3 separate regions of the Homo sapiens genome follow, and regions 1 and 3 are each linked to region 2. A link is a contact called in ENCODE Hi-C or POLR2A ChIA-PET data. All regions are on one chromosome and are shown on one strand. Each heading gives the region's core, a stretch centred on a gene start or an enhancer-like site at or near the end of the contact. The rest is flanking DNA. Distances are from core to core; before and after follow the strand shown.

Evidence for each region. A loop is a pair of places that touch in the nucleus more often than their neighbours do. ChIA-PET counts read pairs that join two places held with the same protein, here RNA polymerase II (POLR2A). Pooled maps may share reads with other maps.
Region 1: a pooled map shows a loop between it and region 2 (2.0-fold over the local background). The contact joins two enhancer-like sites. A Hi-C loop is called at or near these places in 2 of 168 maps with a recorded cell type or tissue (astrocyte of the cerebellum and endothelial cell of hepatic sinusoid) and 2 of 50 pooled maps. POLR2A ChIA-PET finds 5 or more read pairs at or near these places in 6 of 52 experiments (AG04449, CD4-positive, alpha-beta T cell, H1 and 3 more).
Region 3: a loop to region 2 is called in a map of OCI-LY7, with 6 times the contacts of the local background. The contact joins two enhancer-like sites. A Hi-C loop is called at or near these places in 26 of 168 maps with a recorded cell type or tissue (CD4-positive, alpha-beta T cell, CD4-positive, alpha-beta memory T cell, CD8-positive, alpha-beta T cell and 17 more), 17 of 37 single-sample maps with no recorded cell type and 30 of 50 pooled maps. POLR2A ChIA-PET finds 5 or more read pairs at or near these places in 21 of 52 experiments (AG04449, B cell, BJ and 17 more).

The regions. Positions count from the first base shown.
Region 1 is chr19:11,034,846-11,037,883 of GRCh38, forward strand. It overlaps SMARCA4 (SWI/SNF related BAF chromatin remodeling complex subunit ATPase 4), which reads left to right. Exons shown (of 35, transcript NM_003072.5): 29 at 69-287. Among named protein-coding and RNA genes, the nearest start is that of LDLR, 53 kb to the right of the region's middle. RefSeq lists an enhancer at 1,380-1,539. Within about 2 kb of position 1,251, at least 14 of the 41 ENCODE cell types and tissues checked have a DNase peak (open chromatin) inside an H3K27ac peak, as active enhancers do.
Region 2 is chr19:10,978,650-10,981,479 of GRCh38, forward strand. The region is part of intron 1 of SMARCA4 (SWI/SNF related BAF chromatin remodeling complex subunit ATPase 4); the gene reads left to right. Among named protein-coding and RNA genes, the nearest start is that of SMARCA4, 19 kb to the left of the region's middle. Within about 2 kb of position 1,427, at least 4 of the 41 ENCODE cell types and tissues checked have a DNase peak (open chromatin) inside an H3K27ac peak, as active enhancers do; they include OCI-LY7, where a contact is called at or near this core.
Region 3 is chr19:10,940,569-10,943,536 of GRCh38, forward strand. No RefSeq gene overlaps it. Among named protein-coding and RNA genes, the nearest start is that of TIMM29, 13 kb to the left of the region's middle. Within about 2 kb of position 1,648, at least 4 of the 41 ENCODE cell types and tissues checked have a DNase peak (open chromatin) inside an H3K27ac peak, as active enhancers do; they include OCI-LY7, where a contact is called at or near this core.

The sequences.
Region 1 (3,038 bases), core at 1-2,500, 56 kb after region 2:
GTTCTGGCTCTAGCGTGCCCCTGGTGCCTGCATGCTGATGCCTCTCCCGTTGCCTCCCTGCCCACCAGCGCATGGACCTGGACCGCAGGCGCGAGGAGGCCCGCAACCCCAAGCGGAAGCCGCGCCTCATGGAGGAGGACGAGCTCCCCTCGTGGATCATCAAGGACGACGCGGAGGTGGAGCGGCTGACCTGTGAGGAGGAGGAGGAGAAGATGTTCGGCCGTGGCTCCCGCCACCGCAAGGAGGTGGACTACAGCGACTCACTGACGGAGAAGCAGTGGCTCAAGGTACATGCTGGAGAGGCCCAGCAGCTGCCGCAGGCCAGCGCCAGGCAGGGCTGGGGAGACAAAGGGCCCACCGCCAGGACTCAGGCCTGGGTCCAAAATGCTTTCCTTGGGCCACTCCTGGCCAGGCTCCGCAGGCAGCCGAGAGCCTTCCGATGTGGGCCAGGGATGGTCAGGTCCTTTTGGCTCTGCCTTGGAATGCAAGAAGGACCCACGGTTCCTGAGCAGCTCAAAACCTGCTGCTGGTTATGGTTGGTCTTTCAAGTAAAAGGGTTTACCTCTTCCCGAGGTTAAAAATCATGTTGCTGATCTCAGTGGACTGCTGGCTTTCCCAGTACCTGCCAGGAGGGAGGCACAAGGGTGAATCATGGACTATTGAGGCGCCCTGCAAAGCGTTGCACTGCTGGCTGCAGGCAGCCTCACTTTGGGCAAGTCCCCCCCCATGAGCTGGGGAGACTCAGTCATGGGGAGGGAGGAGAGGGCAAGCCCCCAAGGGCCTCTGAACCTGGCAGGTGCTGCACGGGGCTGGCAGTTGCTTGTGGAGCTGACGTGAGGGCCCGTTCTCAGCAGATGGCAGCTGGCCCTGCAACAGCAGCTGCAGATGTCTTTGAGTCAGTCGTGCGGTGCTCCTGGGGCTTCACCCGACCCAACTTTCCCAGCCCAAGGCACACTGTGACAGATGCCTGGCACTGATGTCCTCACTGGGGTTACGGTGACAGATCAGACCCCTTCCCAGCTCAGGGGCTCTGAGTTATAGAGACGATGATTCAGAATCCATCCCTGAAGTTGTGTCATAAAAATGTCCTGAAGCAATAATTCCGAGAAGGCAGGTGGCAGCTTTTGGCTATGCCATGCAAAGTGCCACACCCAGGAAAGAGCCATGTGGCCTAGCCCATGTGGCCAAACAGCCCCGGTTCCCTCCTGGGACCTCAGCAGCCCAGACTCATGAGCTTGCCTGCCAAGCTGTGCACCAGAGGGCGCTGTTGAAACACACCAGGAGCCCAGGTGACAGACAGGCCATCCTGTTCCCCAGCCAGCCTCCCAAGCACAGCGCTCCAGGACCCAGAAGAGAAACCCTGAAAAGACAGTGTGAGCCCTGCCACAGACCTGTGTGACAGCAGAGCTGTTTGGCTGCTGTATGAGTGTCACCGGCCCTGCATTTTTTTCTTTTTTAATAAAGACAAAGTCTTGCTGTGTTACCCAGGCTGGCCTCCAGTTCCTGGGGGCTCAAGTGATCCTCACACCTCAGCCTCCTGAGTAGTTCAGACTACAGGTACACACCAACACGCCTGGCTAATTTTAAATTTTTTGTAAAGTGGGGGTCTCACTGTGTCACTCAGGCTGGTCTCAAACTCCTGGGCTCAAACAATCCACCCGCCTCGGCCTGCAGAGTAGCTGGGATTACGAGCATGAGCCACGGTGCCCAGCTCAGCCCTGCATATTTGAGGCAGTGAGTACCTTTTAAATTTAAGATCAGTTCATACGTGGCTGCTCTATGTACATTTTTTTCTAGGTGTAATTTACATACCATACAGTTCACCCTTTTGGGGTATATGATACAATCATCTTCAGTGTATCCAAGAGTTGTGCATCTCTCACCACAGTCCATTTTAGAACATTCTCATCGCCCCCAAAAGAAGCCCTGCCCCGATTTGCCATTCCTGGTAATTCATGGATTCTCCCCAGCCCCAGGCAACCACTGATGTACTTTCTGTCCATATAGTTTTACCTGTTCTGGGCGTTTCCTGTCAGTGGAGTCCTACAGCGTGGGATGCTTTGGTGTCAGGCTTTTTTCACGCAATGTAACATGCTGACCCATGATGCAGCAGGTGTGTTGCATTCTTTGATGGTGAAATAATCCTGCCTCGTACAGATTTGTCACATTCGGTTTTTCTGTCCATTCTTGATGGACACTTGGGTTGTATCCACTTTCGGGCTATTACAAACAATACTACCGTGAACATTCACGTACACGTTTTTGCGTGCACGCGTTTCTCTTTAATATGTGATTTCTCTTTAATATCTGATTTCTCTTTAATATGTGCCTAGGCGTAGAGTTGCCGGAACAATGTTAGTTCTCTATTTAACCTTTTGAGGGACCCCAGCCTGGTTTCCTTGGTGGCTACGCCAGTTCACAGTTCCACCAGCTGTGTATGAGAATTCCTCTTTCTCTACATCCTCAGCAACCCTTGCTGTTCCCTCGCCCGCTGATTCTAGCCATCCCAGCACGTATGAAGTGCCATCTGAGTGTGGTTGGATTTGCATTTCCCTGATGGCTAATGGTGTGGAGTATCTGTTCATATGCTTCTTGGCCCTTTGTGTATCCTCTAGAAAGAGATGTCTAGTCACATCATCCTTTACCCAAATTTAAAATATATTTATCTTAATATTGAATTGTAAGTTATTTACAAGTGCCTTATCAGATATCATTTGTAAATATTTTGTTCCATTCTGCACATTCTCTTTTCGCTTCCGTGATATCCGTTGAAGCACAGAAGTGTTTCATTGTACTTACAGTCGATTTTTCTTTTTCACCTGTGCCTTGGTGTTGTATCTGAGAAACCATCGCCTATCCAAGGTCACGAAGACTTGCCCCTGTCTTTTCTCCTAGGAGGGTTATAATTTGATCTCTTCCATGTAGATCCATGTAAGATCCATTTTGAGTTAAATTTTATACATGATGTGAGGTAGGGGTCCATCTTCATCCATCCAACTGGAAATCCAGTTGTCCCAGCAGCATTTGTTGAAGAGACT
Region 2 (2,830 bases), core at 177-2,676:
GATACCGGCCACATATGTGGTGGCTCGTGCCTGTAATCCCAGCACTTCTGGAGGCTGATGCAGGTGGATCAGGAGTTCAAGACCAGCCTGGCCAACATGGCGAAACCCCGTCTCTACTAAAAATACAAAAAATATATATATATATATATTTTAGCCAGGTATAGTGGTGCGTGCCTGTAATCCCAGCTACTCGGGAAGCTGAGGCACGATAATCGCTTGAACCTAGGAGGCGGAGGTTGCAGTGAGCCGAGATCACGCCACTGCACTCCAGCTTGGGTGATGGAGCAAGACTCTGTCTCTAAATAAATAAATAAATAGATAGATAGATATCTCAATAGCCAGTAAGCATACAGAAAGGTGCTCCGTGCCATTAGTTGTGAGGGACATGCAAATGAAGACCATAAGAAGATGCGATTGGACATTGGCAACATTGTTAAAAGTTGTAAGGACTGACAGCAGCAAGTGTTGGGGTTGATGAAGAGCACCTGGAATGCTGTCCCTGTGTGGGAGGTGGGACCGTGTGTGTAGATGATACAACTATTTTGGAAAACTAGCAAAGCTAAGTTTATGCCTCCCTTTATAACCACCAGTTTCATTCTTGGACACCCAAGAAGAACCAATGCATGTGTTCACCAAATGACTCTCATAGCAGCTTGATTTGTGCTGGCCAGAACCTGGTAGAGTACAATGTCTATGAAAATGAGAATGCTCACATAAAAAGAACGGATGACTCTCCCAGACATGGTGACCCTGTGTGATTGTCTTTTTTTTTTTTTTTTGAGACAGGGTCTTTCTCTGTTGCCCACGATCATGGCTCACTGCAGCCTTGACCTCCTGGGCTCAAACAGTTCTCCCTACTCAGCCTCCTGAGTATAAGCTAATTTAAAAAAAAAAACTTGTAGAGACAGGGTCTTGCTATGTTGCCTAGGCTGGTCTTGAATTCCTGGACTCAAGCGATCCTTCTGCCTTGGCCTCCCAAAGTGCTGGGATTATAGGTATGACCCACTGCCCCCAACATTATATTATTTATATGTTACATATATTATATGTTATAAGTATATATTGTATATTATATAATATATGTATTATAGACGTGACCCACCACACCCGTCATTTTATTGGAAGTTCAATAACAGGTGAAAGGAAGCCACAGTGATAGTCAAAATAGTGGTTTCCCTGGGAGAGTGGTATTGACTGGGGGGGCCCAAGAATGCCTTCTGGAACGTCAGGAGGGATGTCTGACGCAGTGTTCTTCAAGCTGTTCACCTATGATCCTGCGATCAGGGCATGTACAAGTCAGTGAGAGTAAGCAGAATCACACGCTGCTCCCCTCAGTACTGAGCTGAGGACGTGGAGTCGCTCCACGGCTCTCCACTTTGTGCTGCAAGTCGGCCAGTGCTTGTTCAAGTGCAGGCACCAGCAACCTCATCACAGGCTTTGGCACTGGGCGATACTGCTGGGGATGGCTTTGCATCACTCCCGGGCTGTTGGGATCCCCTTTACTGTCACTCTGCACGTGTCTGAGCTTTCAATCCGGAAATGAATTTGCGGATGCTGGTGGCACCCGCGTTCCTGTTTCACTGCAGCCTGACTCTAGAGGCAGCATTTTCAGGAGGAGAGGCCATTCTAACAAGCCTCTGTGAAACCCCGTGCTTCTAAAAAGCAGACTTGCCTTATTCGGGCACAAAATGGTTTTTTGGGGCAGCATCTTCAGTGTACTCTGTTTTTCCGTTGACAAAGTTAGCGCTGCTTTGAGTTGGAGCCGTTCCTGGAGGCTGTGACGGCATCGCATGATTTGATGGAAGGGAGAGGGGAGAAGTTCTAATGCTCAGTGTAAAGTACGATTAGGTGGCATACGCCTGTAGTCCCAGCTACTCGGGAGGCTGAGGCATGAGAATCGCTTGAACCCCGGGGACGGAGGTTGCAGTGAGCAGAGATCATGTCACTGCACTCCAGCCTGGGCGACAGAGTGAGACTCTGTCTCAAAAAAAAAAAAATGTACAATGAGGAGAGCTATAATTTCAGTCACTTCCCAGTGTATGCTCGTTGGCTTGTCCACCTTCAGAGAGGGAAAAGATGGTTTGCCCTCAATGACCTGGATCTTTTTCTCTTTTTCCTCTGAGACAGCGTCTCGCCCTTTTGCCCAGGCTAGAGTGCAGTGGTGCGGTCATGGTTCACTGCAGCCTCAACCTCCTGGACTCAGGTAACCCTCCCACCTCAGCCTCCCAAGTAGCTGGGGCTACAGGCATGTGTCACCAAGCATGGCTAATTTTTGTATTTTTTGTAGAGATGAGGTTTTGCCATGTTGCCCAGGCTGATCTTGAATTTCTGGGTTCAGGCCATCCCCCTGCCTTGGCCTCCCAAAGTGCTGGGATTACAGGCGTGCTGGATTGTATTTTGCTGTCAGTTTCAGTTTATTTGACTTAGAATAAAGACCTTCAAGTGAGGAAGAAGCTATAGGTCCCTGAATATCACAGGATCTATGAAGTATGTGGCAGTCCTGCTGTCCCTTTTCCTACCTCATTGCAACACTCTGTGGACCTGAGAAGACTGTGGGGACAGAAGGCCCAGAGGGGAGCGCCAAGGAGCCAGTGCCTCCCCCTGCCCTGGCCGTGCCCACGTTGCTGGGCTTCCCACCTATGGAGGTAGCTGCAGGCGCATCCTCCCTGCAGACATACCCATGGACCAGAGGCTTCAGGCTCCAAAATCAGCATCTTAGTAACATAAACGCAAGGTTCAGACTGTTGTCACATGGCAGAGGCCAGGGCGGCATCTCATAATCAGACAGATCCTGTTTCTGTAGCAGAATGTGCGAATATCCACACGGAGC
Region 3 (2,968 bases), core at 398-2,897, 38 kb before region 2:
GGCCAGGATGGTCTCGATCTCTTGACCTCGTGATCTGCCTGCCTCGGCCTCCCAAAGTGCTGGGATTATAGGTGTGAGCCACCATGCCTGGCCCACAGTGATGATTATGAATAGCTATTCATTATTTGAAAATGAATAGTATCTGAAGTATCTGAGACAGGTCTCCATCAAATTAGAAATTCATTTTGCCAAGGTTTAGGACATGCCTGGAAGAAATAAACACAGGGCCAGGTGCAGTAGTTTACACCTGTAATCCCAGCGTTTTGGGAGGCCAAGGCGAGCAGATAACCCGAGGTCAGGAGTTTGAGACCAGCCTGGCCAACATGGTGAAACCCCATCTCTACTAAAAATACAAAAATTAGCCGGGCGCGGTCGTGGGCACCTGTAATCCCAGCTACTAAGGAGGCTGAGGCAGGAGAATCGCTGTGCACCACTGCACTCCAGCCTGGGCAACAGAGGGACAGAAAGAGACAGAGAGACAGAGAGAGACAGAGGGAGGCAGGGAGGGAGAGAGGGAGGAGTGGGGCAGGGAGGGAGGGAAAGGAAAGGAAAGGAAGGAAAGAAAAGAAAAAGAGAAAAAGAACGAAACATAGAATCACGGACACAGTTCATAATCTGTGTCTTTCTCCAAAAATTATTTTGAGGGCTTCAGTATTTAAAGGGGAAAAGTGGGCTGGAGGGCAAATGGGAGAGTAATGTGTCCATGTGTAATAAAATCCATATATGTAATGTATCCCAAATGTATCCATATGTAATTCACATATTCCTACAGAAAAGGAGCAGGTAGGGGGATAGTCAATTATGTATTCGTCTGGCGCCCAGTAAATGGTCACTTTCCATAAGATAAAGTGAACACAGGGTAGGTACCTATGGAGCTTTTTTTTTTTTTTTTGAGATGGAGTCTCGCTCTGGCGCCCAAGCTGGAGGGCAGTGGCAGGATCTCGGCTCACTGCAAGCTCCGCCTCCCGGGTTCAGGCCATTCTCCTGCTTCAGCCTCCCCAGTAGCTGAGACTACAGGCGCCTGCAAACACGCCCAGCTAATTTTTTTTTTTTGTATTTTTTTTTTGTATTTTTAGTAGAGACGGGGTTTCACTGCGTTAGCCAGGACGGTCTCCATCTCCTGACCTCGTGATCTGCCCGTCTCGGCCTCCCAAAGTGCTGAGATTACAGGCGTGAGCCACCGCACCCGGCAGATTTTTTTTTTTTTTTTCTTTGAGATGGAGTCTAGCTCTGTCACCAGGCTGAAGTGCAGTGGCGCAATCTCGGCTCACTGCAACCTCCGCCTCCTGGGTTCAAGCGATTCTCCTGCCTCAGCCTTCTGAGTAGCTGGGACTACAGGCATGTGCCACCAGGCCCAGCTAATTTTTTTTTTTTTTTCATGGAGATGGGGTCTCAGGCTTTTGTCTCGAACCCCTGGGCCAAGTGATCCTCCAACCTCAGCCTCCTGAGCAGCTAGTTCTTTTCTAGTGTAATATATTATCTTACGGAATATATTCCATTGTCTGCATGGACCCCAGTTGGTTTATTCACCCATCTACTTAGTGACATCTTGGTTATTTCAAAGCTGACATGGTAGGTATTACTGGTCGCCTTACAGGGGAACAGCAGGACATCTGTAGTGTGTGGTGAACACTAGAGGGAGCAAGAACCCCCTTTCTCTATCAGGTGGGTGTTACCCATTTCCCAGCTGCACTAATCTGTCGTTCCTTGTAGAGGCCTGATCTGGTGTTTGCCCTGAATGAGAGATGATCTGGAAACCATTTGTGGGAAAATTAAGTTAGACATCCTTCCATTGAAATAAAATGCAGGGGCCGGGCACAGTGGCTCACGCCTGTAATCCCAGCACTTTGGGAGGCCAAGTCGGGCTGATCACCTGAGGTCAGGAGTTCGAGACCAGCCAGGCCAACATGACTAATTTTTTTGTATTTTCAGTAGAGACGGGGTTTCACCGTGTTAGCCAGGATGGTCTTAATCTCCTGACCTTGTGATCCGCCCGCCTCGGCCTCTCAAAGTGCTGGGATTACAGGCGTGAGCCACCGTGCCCAGCCTTGCAGCAAATAATTACATGAAAAAATAATTAATTTAAATTCTGGCAAGTTCTTTGAATCAAAACCAGGGAGAGGTGCTCTGCTCTAATAACCCAGCTCTTGTGGATGTTATTCATGCTAAAACTTGTAGGATTTTCCATTGCTTGAGTTCTGCTGTAGTGTTATTGCTTATCAGTGTAGGATCTGTGCTCTGTGGATTGGTTTAAACTTTACTCGTGGGACAGCTGGCTTTGAAAAGTTTTCATCATCCCCTGCAGGGACTGCACTGGTCTTTGTTGAGGCACATCTAATGTTGATAGCTCTGTTTCCTCCCAGCTGGGGCTCCAATCTGTGACCTTGCTTAGGTAGTGATGCTCTGAAAAGTCTCCCTATTTCTTCTGAGAACAGTTAGATATTGGGTGTAGGCTTTTGAAATAATATGATAGGCCTCACTCTGTAGGGGTTTTTACAAAAGCCACTATAGGCTGGACGTGGTGGCTCACACTGTAATCCCAGCACATTGGGAGGCTGAGATGGGAGGATTGCTTGAGACGAGGAGTTTGAGACCAGGAGTTTAAGACCAGCCTGGTCAACATAGTGACACCTCCATCTCTTTAAAATTGTTGTTTAATTATATAAAAGCCACTGTAGAGTTTGAATGCTTTCAAAATATCAAGAGGATGACCACAATGAAGTAAACTGTCACGGTGGGGCACAGTGCCTCATGCCTGTAATCCCAGCACTTTGGGAGGCTAATGTGGATGGATCCCTTGAGCTATGAGTTTGAGACTGACCTGGGCAACATAGGGAGACCCCATCTCTACTAAAAATATGAAAAATTTAGTAAAAACCCTGTCTCTACTAAAAATACAAAAATTAGCCAGATGTGCTGGCATGTGCCTGTAGTCCCAGATACTGGGGAGGCTGAGGTGAGAGAATCA